Regions from separate parts of the Homo sapiens genome. Here region 2 is linked to region 1. The links are chromatin loops, found by intact Hi-C in ENCODE. Cell type or tissue: dorsolateral prefrontal cortex. All regions are shown on one strand. Links, peaks and the distances in the headings refer to the core of each region. The heading gives the core; the rest is flanking DNA.

Region 1 (5,489 bases), core at 290-5,289:
GGGATGGAGAAATACACTCCACCCTTTATGGGGCTAAGACTGTGAAAGTATAGCAACGCTACAGGGGTGGGGAATGCTGTTGCGGCTAATAGTCCAGTCTATCACATGTCGGTAATTATATCAGCTCCCATTTTCTCTTGGTATTTGCTGACCCAGAGAAAGACAGCCATTTGAGCATCACAGCTTCAAAGGATATCTTTGGCCATAGGAATAAAAACCTAACCTAATAAAGAGTAGTTTAGAAAAACCAGAAGTAGGAGCCATGAGATTGGAATTTATCATCAGCAATACTATGGGCCCTCATTAGGCGGTGACTGTCTCAGCTGTGAGTGTTCTGTGCTTGCATCTCTCTTTTTGCAAAATATGATCATCTGGAGGCAATCTACAATGACTGTACTGCATCTGTCACATTTTTAAGGCATCTTTGATATAGTGGTTAGGTGTTTCGTTTTGTTGGAACCATGGGAATCAAATTTACTATGCAGAATTCTGTGTGAGATCATAGATCATAGATTAATTCACCTGCCCAGCCTTCTCTGCACACCTGCAGTGGATCTCATTTCCATCCAAGGACTTTAATATTATTAGTTCATTATTAATTCATCATCCAAATTGCCACTTTATGACAGATGATACGCCAACTTTTTTTTTCTTTTTTGAGATGGAGTCTCACCGTGTCGCCCAGGCTGGAGTGCAGTGGCGTGATCTCAGCTCACTGCAACCTCCACCTCCTGGGTTCAAGTAATTCTCCTGCCTCACCCTCTCAAGTAGCTGGGACTACAGGCACGTGCTACCATGCCTGGCTAATTTTTGTATTTTTTAGTAGAGACAGGGTTTCACCATATTGGCCAGGCTGGTCTCAAACTCCTGACCTCGTGATCCACACGCCTCGGCCTCCCAGAGTGCTGGGATTACAGGCATAAGCCACTGCACCCGGCTGATACTCCAACTGTTTTTGAGCTTGTTCGGGTTCAATTTTGTCAATGAAATGCTCAGCGCTTTGTTTATGTTTTTAATTTTTTTTAATTAAAAAAATACCCTGGAAATCATCACCATGGCCTTGAGTCAGAAAGTTTAATAAACAAACATTGACAATTCCAACCGACAGTTAAAACATCTTGAAAATTACCTGCTCACTTACACTATCATCCCAGCAGAATGAGGGTATCTGTAATAGTCAACAAAGACAAATGGCTTAAACTTTGTTCCGGGTCCTGTCTCTGACTTGTGGCGCTAGAGTGGGCATGTTGCTTAATTTCTATGTCTCTCTGGTTCTACATTTACAAACTGGGGGTGGCGATGGGATTGAAATCTGTGTTTGCACATGTTTTGAAGCTCTTTGGAAGAAAAATTATACAAACCTGGAAAGCATCTTATAGTCCTAGGAAGAATGTTGCTCAAGTCTTAGCACAAAGCCAGGGGAGAACAGCTGCCTCTCAGCAGAGATCTAAATATCTTGCTTCTCCTTTCTCAGAAGAAAACACTGAACATGCAGCCACCTGTTTCCTGGCCAGGATGCTGGGTGCAATTGCACACAAGGGAGAAAAAGGCCTTTTGTTTTCTAACCAGCTGCATTTGCCGGCAGGTCTGTTGGAGTTCTACAAAACAGCGTGTGTCACGTTCTATAAAACAGCGTGTGTCACACAGCTTGGTGCTGCATGGCTGGACTCCCTGGTTTCTCTATTTTAGAACATCCAGGGGTTTGTGTCCCCTTTAAGAAAAGGTCATTTGGACATAATAACATTTGCCACCTTCACCAAGGCTCAATTCAAAGAGGAGTTGGCTCAGTTTGCATCAAACAATAAAAGACCTTTGTGGGACTAGGAGGGAGATGGAGAGAGGAGGAGGCAGAGTGGAAGGGAGTGGGGAGCCCTATCCTGGTAAGTTTCTGGGCACTAGAGGTTTTGTTCTGTTTTTCTTCATAAACAGGTGAACTGATTTCCTCTTATCAGGTAGAACATCATTTAAATATCAAGTCGCTCAGGGTGCTCAGGTGAAGAGGCTGGTGATGCTCCAGCCCAGATGCCTAGTCTTCGAGGAGAGCAGAAATGGCACCTTCTCCCAAGAAAGATGAACAGGAGGGAGTGGAAAGTCTCCAGCCTCACAAAAGACAGAAAAGCAGCAGCAGCAAGTGCATCACAATTCTGGAATCTGGGAAATAGACACGGGAATGGTAAATGCCTTTCTCGTGGTCATGCAGAAGCTGAATCCCAGCCAGCAGAGGCCCAAGCCAAGAAGCCACAGGACTGATGTCATGTGGGCTCCTGCGTCTCGGGAATCACAGGCTTGGAGTATGCCTAGAAGTCTTTGCCTAAAGAAGACTGGGCACACGTGTTTCAGCAAAACTCTAGAACCACAGATATTTTACTCAAGCCCTGTTAGCCAAACTATTGCCCCTATCTGAACCCCGAAAGCAGACTGGATGTTATTCTCTGAGAGTATCAAACAGAGAGTCTGTTGGATTAGAAACACCCAGGTGTGGTGTAAGCCAGGACTGTGCCAAGGAACACAGGTGGTTTAAGCAAACAATTTGTCTATTCTACTTTGAAAATCTCCCTCAACACGATCCCTTACCTCAGGGCTTTCCTCGCCCTTTCTAACAGCATGGAGCTGAATGGGTATCTTTCAGACAAGATATTAGAAGAGCCTTCTCTTAAATGAAACAATTAAGATATACCAAGATTGAGAATTCCCTAAGGAAACAGACTCCCCGCCTCCCAGCCCATCCTACTATGTGCCTGCAAATGGGCAAACCTCCCCCACCTGCATCAGCTTTTTAGTGTGACAATTTTAAAACATATGAACACGCAGGGAGGCTCACCAGATGCTGAAATATAATTTGTAATTAAAAAAAAGCAGGAGTCACAATATATCAAGAGTAAAAAGGAAATTTGGAGAAAGCAAATACTCAGGGGGATTTAAAAAAAAAATCTTGCAAACAATTGTTTTTCCATAAACCACTAGGGAAAAGGTAGATTGTTTGGTAGATTGTATTGGAAAAACTAGTTTACCATTTTGAGAATTTGAAGTTGGATCACTGCCTAATGCTACAAATAAAGGGAGATGCTAGAAGAATTAAAGGCCTAAAATTGAAAAGTAAAGCTATAAAGTTGATATAATGAAACATAAAAGACTACTCCCATGACTTAGGAGCAGGGAGAAACTTCTTTACACAAAATTCAGAAACAATACCTTGAACAAAACATGAAATAAATTGATAACATCCAATATAGGAATTTCTGTTTAATGGAGGGTGCTAAGGACGGTGACCATGGGAGGAGATATTTTCAATTTCTAAAATCAGTAATGGTGTCTAGAATATAAAGGGAACTCCTTCAAATGAGCAAGAAGAGACCAGAAACCCCCTACACCCTCTCTCCTACTCAATGATATCTCTGTAGCAAGGAAACACTTTCCCTCCTGTGCCGTCAATATCACCTTCATTATGGATCATTATCAGCAGATGCACATCCTCTCATTTATTCCTATTTTAAAACACCCCTTCTTGACCCCACTTCAACTCAATATTTCTACTTCCCGGCCAGGCGTGGTGGCTCACGCCTGTAATCCCAGCACTTTGGGAGGCCGAGGTGGGCAGATCACAAGGTCAGGAGTTCGAGACCAGCCTGGCCAATATGATGAAACCCCGTCTCTACTAAAAATACAAAAATTAGCCAGGCGTGGTGGTGTGTGCCTGTAATCCCAGCTACTCAGGAGGTTGAGGCGGGGGAATCGCTTGAACCCGGGAGGCGGAGGTTGCAGTGGGCCAAGATTGTACCACTGTACTCCAGCCTGGGTGACAGAGTGAGACTCCATCTTAAAAAAAAAAAATTCTACTTCCTTTCACAAAAACACCCCTCAAAATAGCTGTCCACACTCCATGTTTTCAACTGCTCTCATTCCCTTCTTAAATTCTTACCATGTAACATTTGATTAATGCAAGAGGATATCTGTAAATTATGAAGCATAATAATAAAATGAACACCAATGAAGCTTCTACTCCACTTAAAAACTGGAACATCACCAATTTCATTGCATTAACCTGTATGTTCCTTCTCTACCCCATCACTCTGCCTTTTCTTCTCCGAATGATAAAGCCACTATCTTATATTTTGTGTTTATCATTCCTTTCCATTTTATAAAGTTTTTATCCCACCTATCTGTATTCCTAAACAATACACATTAAAATTGAGGGGGCTCAGGTTTTGTTCGTTTTTCCTCCATGCTTTGAAGTCATTTTGTATTCAACATGTCCAGAAATTCCTAACCTTTTCCTTCACACTTCCCCCAGTCTCCTCAATCTTGCAACATCATCCTTCTAGCTGCTCAGACAGAATTAATTTTTTCACTTATGACTCCTCTATCTTGTAAAACATATCCATATCAGTAAGTCCTGTGGGTTCTCACTTCAAAATATACTCAGGATCCAACCACGCCTCATTGCCACTGCTTTCGCCCAGGTTCAAGCCACCATCATCTCTCATCTGGATTATTGAAAGTTCCACTGATGTGCACGCCTGCTTCACCCTTTCCCTTGCCCCCGCATTCACCTATAGTTTACTCTCCGCACAGCAACCAGAGTGATTATCTGGAACTCCGTGTCAGAGCACCTTAACCCTTCAACTCAGCACTCTGCAGCGGCTTCTATCTCAGGCAGAGTAGGAATCTACAAGGCCCTACGTCACACCCTGGACAGTCCCCACATCCCACACACAACTCTCCTGCTGTTTCCTTAGGGTCGCTCCCTCTAACCATCTGGCTCCTTGAACAAGCCAGTGCACTGCTGTCTCCAGGCCTTTCTTTGCTCATGCTGTTTTTCGTCTTACTTGGGAGGCCTTTTTCCTTGCACATGCCCTCTTCCTCAATGGCTCTCTCTCTCACCTCCTTCTCTTCTTAAATATCATCTTATCAGGGAGACCTCCTCCACTGCTCTGTTTAAAATAGTACTCTTATGCCCACCAGCACACTCTATCCCATTCTCCAGCTTTATTCTTCTCCATAAACACTTATCACATTCTGACATACTGTAACTTTTGCTTGTTTCTTTGTTTATTGCCTAGCTTCCCGCACTACACTATAAGCTCCTTGAAGGCAAGGGTTTTTGTCTATATCGTTTAGTGCTCTATCCCCAGCAATGCCTAGAAAATACTAGGTTCAACAAAGATTTATTGAATGAATGAATGGATGTAAATAATCTCCTCACTTCCTCACTTTTGCCCGCTACCAGTATCCCATCCCCAACTGCATAACATAGCTCCTCTTACCTATCCCTAAACAAACTCCAGCTCAAATCAAAATTATGCCCATGACAGAGCCCCAGGGACTTTTAGGTGGTAATTACAGGCTTTCTCTCTCTGCCTTTCCTCAGAGCCACAGGAGACGTGCTCCAAATTTTTGCCTCTTTCTCCTTAACATCCCTGAAGGCTGAGTCATAGCACTGGAAGCTTTAGAATGTGTTCTTGCACACTGAAGGTAAAACACTATTTCTC
Region 2 (5,489 bases), core at 117-5,116, 110 kb before region 1:
AACTTCTGCTGAATCAATTGCTGCTACTATTTGCCTAGTCTGCTCCATGTCAAACCAATGAGCTTAAAGATCACTGCAAAGCCCTGGGAGTGGCTTGAAGGATCCAGAGCACAGGAATGTCCCAGGAAACCACTTTCAAAATTTTAGCAACAGAAGGGCACCCATAAGAAAGAGCATCCTGTGGCAGGGTATTAGTGGACAAATGGGATGAAGAAAGCAGAAAGTGGCATGGCACAAGTTACCAGAGCTTAAGTAGGGTGAGGAGGCATCAGCCTGGGAGAAGCAGCGGTGTTATAGTCAATGGATTACGTATGGGAAATTGATCAAATAAGTATGTTGGCCAAGTGTGGTGGTTCAGGCCTATAATCCCAGCACTTTAAAGGGGGCGAGACAGGCAGATCGATTGAGCTCAGGAGTTCGAGACTAGCCTGGCTAACATGGTAAAACTCCGTCTCTATTAAAAATACAAAAATTAGCTGGGCATGATGGCATGTGCCTGTAGTCCCAGCTACTCAGGAAGCTGAGGTGGGAGGATCAATTGAGTTCAGGAGGTGGAGCTTGCAGTGAGCAGTGATCATGTTACTGCCCTCCAGCCTGGGTGACAGAGTGAGACCCTGTCTCAAAAACAAACAAACAAATAAGTCTGTTAAGGATAATGGGAGCCAGGTTTCTCACTGTTAGAGAAGAGAGTTACAAATACAGAAAGGGAGAAAACAAGAATGCATTCTGTAGTGTTAGGTTGACATTGGAGGTACTGATGTAAACTCATAAATTTCTGTGTACAAATAGTTAAATATAGAAATAAAGATGTAAATGTGTATGTGCAGGTACAAACATATCCTAGCCCTGTCTTCTGAGAGGGACTGAGAGCTGCAACACCCCAAAAGCAATAATCACTACTAAATAACAATGCTTGGCTTCTAAATACTATTCGGCACTAAAAGGATCCAAGGATCTTTGAATTTCGGAATGAGGGCTGAGGCAGGAAAAACACAACACAAGTATGAATCATCTTTTTGTTATTGACACAACTGGCAGATCTTGAATGGGGTCTGTTCATTTCCTGATACTGATGGTTGCATTGTGGCTATAGAAAAGAATGCTCTTATTTGTAAGAAATACACACTACAGCAGTGATGGGCATCATGCTGATAACTTACTCTCAGAGGGTTCAAGGGCAAAAGTAATTTGTACTATGCTTGCTACTTTTATGTAAGTTTTAGATTATTTCAAAATAAAATAATTAAAGCTGTAGTAATAGAAGAGTATGCCAATTCCAACTCTTAATGCATTGTCTCATTCCCCTCCAGTCTTAAGAACGTTCCATGATAAGAAAGCAAATGGCACACTTACAAGCAAAGGAATTTTTATTATTATTTTTATTATTTTTTTTGAGATGTCACTCTGTTGCCCAGCCTGGAGTGCAGTGGCACAATCTTGGCTCACTGCAACCTCCACCACCCGGGTTCAAGCGATTCTCCTGCCACAGCCTCCTGAGTAGCTGGGATTTACAGGTGCACCCCACCACGCCCAGCTAATTTTTGTATTTTTAGTGAAGACGGGGTTTCACCATGTTGGCCAGGCTGGTCTCGAACTCCTGGGCTCAAGTGAGCTGCCTGCCTTGGCACCCCGTAGTTCTGGGATTATAGGTGTGAACCACCACACCCAGCCTGCAAATGAATTTTTAAATAAATCCTTCATTAATTTTTTAATGGTGAGCAATCATAAGTTACACCATGATCAGGAGTAACAAATTTTAGAATAAGACACAACAAAAGGATATGAGTATAGCCAAATCAGGACAGGCATTGGTGGTTTGCTTTCAAAAGCTCTCATTTTAGTTTTGTTCCTACTGGTTATATTGCTTTAGGTGCTCCTGAAAAGAAAAGCAACAAGACAATATTCCCAAGTGACTATCTAGAGAAGAGGAGTCAAAAAAGCAATATTTGTCCGTATAAACAAATTCTCATGGTTTGAACAGAGTTAGAAATGGAAAATGCTGTGAAGATAGGTTTCTAGGGGCTCTAGAAATGGTATAAGGCTTTGCCTCATTGCTTGCAACAATAAGAAGAGTCAGCACTCTCAATATGGACAAGAATATGGACGGTATGGAAGCTGGGTTTGTTGAGTCAGGAAATTTATAATTTAATTGAGAATTAAGCTATTTCTTACCTCGTTAAATAGTTGCAGACTGTAACATTTCTATTTATTTTATAATTTTCTTAAATTAAAAGATACAACACAGGGGAATTGTATTATCACATGGCCCTACGTATTCACTGAGAACAGTTGCATCTTGAACAGGCAGCAAGCGTGATCTAACAGGCGCTTACAGATTAATGGCTCTGGCAGGTAGGAGAGTGACTCACAATGGCCACACTTCTCTCTAATGAAAAAGCCAGCCAAGAATTGCCTGTGAAGCACAAGCAAGTTTAATAGCACGAAATTCTGCATTTCCCCCCTATTGATTGGCGTGCTTGTTTACACCAGCACTTTTTTCCTGCATATGTGTCTCCAATCCATCGAGGTATTTTCTACGCTGAATAATGGAGGCCATCCAGAGGCTACTCCATATGCCCTCCTGGGAGAAGGGCCACAGTCTCTCCTGAACCATTTTCTACACCAATACTTGTGTCACAGGGAGCTCTGTATTCCTGCACACTGGCATTCAGTCATCATCAGCAGTTACAAGATACAGTCCCAACCTCTTAGATAGCATAGGCTAGCCCTTGGGTCTGTTGACAGTTTTTCAATAATACTAAGCCAGGAAGAGGCAGAATCAACTTATGCAATGGCACTGAAGAGGGGTCTATATGCTCACGGTCCCTACGAGTCACTGGAATAATGCAAAGATACTTCACAAACATTCAAAGCTGGTTTCTTTATATCAGAAATGTATATTGATGCCCAAATGCAAAAAAAAACTGTCCCTTTAAGGAAGTCTTGGTCGAGTCATCCACTGAAGGCAACCTCGGGCTCTCTGCTTTTATTTTTCTTGCCTTGTCTGCGCACCTTTTTTTGAAATTGCACTGGATTGGTTTAATCCAGTTGCATTCTGTTGAACCAAAATTTAGAACAGTAAAACTAACCACGTATAGATTAGTTTATTTTGTTTGTGTTCTGTTGTGAAGACTGAAAATGACAAAATGAATTTGTTCTCTTAAAAAGAAATCAGATAAAGAAATACTGTTGAATCATAAAGCAAGTTGCAGAACAATACAGGAAGCAGGATAATGTATTTTTAAGGCCCACTCAATCACATATATTTTCATAAGCATAGCAAAGTATCTGGAAGGATAGACATCAAACTTCTGACAGCAGTTATCTCTAGGGCGTTGAGAAGAAGACAAAAACTAGGCATGGTGGTTAAAGAAAACTTTAGGCTTAACTTTAATGCTTTATTTTATTATAAGAAGAATTTATTAATATATTGGTTGGGTAATCAATTTTTTAAAGGAGTAGGTAATGATAACATTCAAGATTTTCAGGTATCTAAAAATTGCAATGCTTTAAAGGATATATTTTTTGGCTGTTTGGAAATGCTACCTGTCATGATACTTCCTATTTCTCAACCGCAGGAAAATGTGAAGCATAACTAAACCTTTATTCAATTCACCAGTAGGTATTGATGGCCCTTCATGTTTATGCAAAACATAAATAATTCATCACTTCTTTATGGGCTTTGATGACTGGAATTAAAGTGGAAAACAAACGTTAGAGTTGACAATGAAAAAAAAATGGAGCAGGGCAGGGTTAATTTGAATTGACTTGATGTTTACCTTAATATTAGCTAATGTCTCTTTACCAGAGACAAAAGTAGAAGCACTGTCCCAGCAGTGATGTTCACTGCAAGAGGAGCTTCGACAAGCTTAGGAAGACTATTTTTAGCTCCATTAGGACTTTATGAGCTTCAGTATTTCCTGTTCACTCTTGACAATAATGATGTGATTAAATCTGTTGTCCACTTAGTATGGTTTTTGAGCCTCTGCTGTATTTTCTACAAAATCTCAACATTATGACCTATATGCTCCCAGATAAATGCAGTCACGTGTTGCTTATTGATGGGAATATATTCTGAGAAATGCATTGTTAGGCAATTTTATCACTGTGTGAACATCAACGAGTGTACCTACACAAAACTGGGTGGTACAGCCTACCACACACCTAGACTATATGGTACAGCCTATTGCTCCTAGGCTACAAACCTGTGCAGCATGTTACTTTACTGAATACTGTAGGCAGCTGTAACACGATGGTGAGTACTTGTGCACCTAAACATATCAAAACATAGAAAAGTCACTGCAAAAATACAGTATTATAATCTCGGCCGAGCCCAGTGGCTCACGCCTGTAATCCCAGCACTTTGGGAGGCCGAGGCGGGTGGATTACCTGAGGTCAGGTGTTTGAGACTAGCCTGATCAACATGGTGAAACCCCATCTCTACTAAAAATACAATAAAAATTACCCAGGCGTGGTGGCGCATGCTTGTAATCCCAGCTACTTGGGAGGATGAGGCATGAGAATCGCTTGAACCTGGAGGCAGAGGTTGCAGTGAGCCAAGATGATGCCATTGCACTCCACTTGGGCAACAAGAGTGAAACTCCATCTCAAAAAATAATAATAATATTATGGAACCACCATGGTACATGTGGTCCGTCATTGATGAAATGTCATTACGTGACATGTAGTTACAATCCATTCTCATTGTAATTTTGTCCCCCACTCATCCCCCACCAACTCTCCCCATCCTGATCCCAAAAGCATTAGAGAAGATCTTTCCAAGCCAACACAAGCAGACTTAATTCATTATTCTAATTTGGATTATTTAGAGTTGACTCTTTTCTTGACCCATCTTTTATGAGGTTCAACTGCCAAGCTGCAAGACACTTCATAACGTAATTCTTGACGTTGCTGTTGGAGTCTGCTAGACTCAACACTCTCTGCAAAGCCATACATAGTCCATTCAGCTTTTAGGCTTCTGCCCTCAGTCTGTAGTAGAAACGCGTTCTTCATACTTCATCAGGTGCTAAAACATGTTTCAACCACTTGAAAATAGTTCACCTGGGTAGTAGAACCCAACAGAGTACAGCTGATTTCCAAGCCTGTGCTTCAGCACCAGATGGACCCAACTTGGAATCTCACCTCTACCGCTCAACAGTCCTGTGTGAATTTTTGGGAAATTATGAAGCAGCTCTGACCCTCCATGAATCTATAACATTGAGACAATCATACCCTCTACCTGAGAAACACTTTCCCAGATATCTGCGTGGCTTACTTCCTCGCTTCATTCAGGTCTCTATCCATCTATTTGCCCTCAGAAAGTCATGCCCTGCTCACCTTATATAAAATGGCAGTACCCATTATTTTTTGTCCTGTTGCTTGCTTTATTTTTCTTCAGTAATCAATACCACCTACACTCAAATACTATGTAAGCTCAATGGTGATATTGGTGATAGGGATGTTCTTATTTTTACTACCATGTTCCCAGC

What was found. Hi-C counts contacts between places; a loop is a spot of excess contacts. Peaks named below come from ENCODE experiments on the same cell type or tissue, not always from the same donor. Only the 100,000 strongest peaks of a DNase experiment are listed, where the experiment ranks them.
Region 2: it touches region 1 in a loop (2.3-fold over the local background); 2 of 110 quality-filtered maps call a loop at or near these places.

What each region holds. Positions count from the first base shown.
Region 1 is chr1:242,782,785-242,788,273 of GRCh38, forward strand. No RefSeq gene overlaps it. Among named protein-coding and RNA genes, the nearest start is that of PLD5, 260 kb to the left of the region's middle. RefSeq lists a silencer at 5,223-5,489. In dorsolateral prefrontal cortex, for the core only: no CTCF peak of the experiment used is centred there; a DNase peak (open chromatin) is centred at 2,227; H3K4me3 peaks cover 738 bases.
Region 2 is chr1:242,672,809-242,678,297 of GRCh38, forward strand. No RefSeq gene overlaps it. Among named protein-coding and RNA genes, the nearest start is that of PLD5, 150 kb to the left of the region's middle. In dorsolateral prefrontal cortex, for the core only: no CTCF peak of the experiment used is centred there; no DNase peak of the experiment used is centred there; H3K27ac peaks cover 1,776 bases.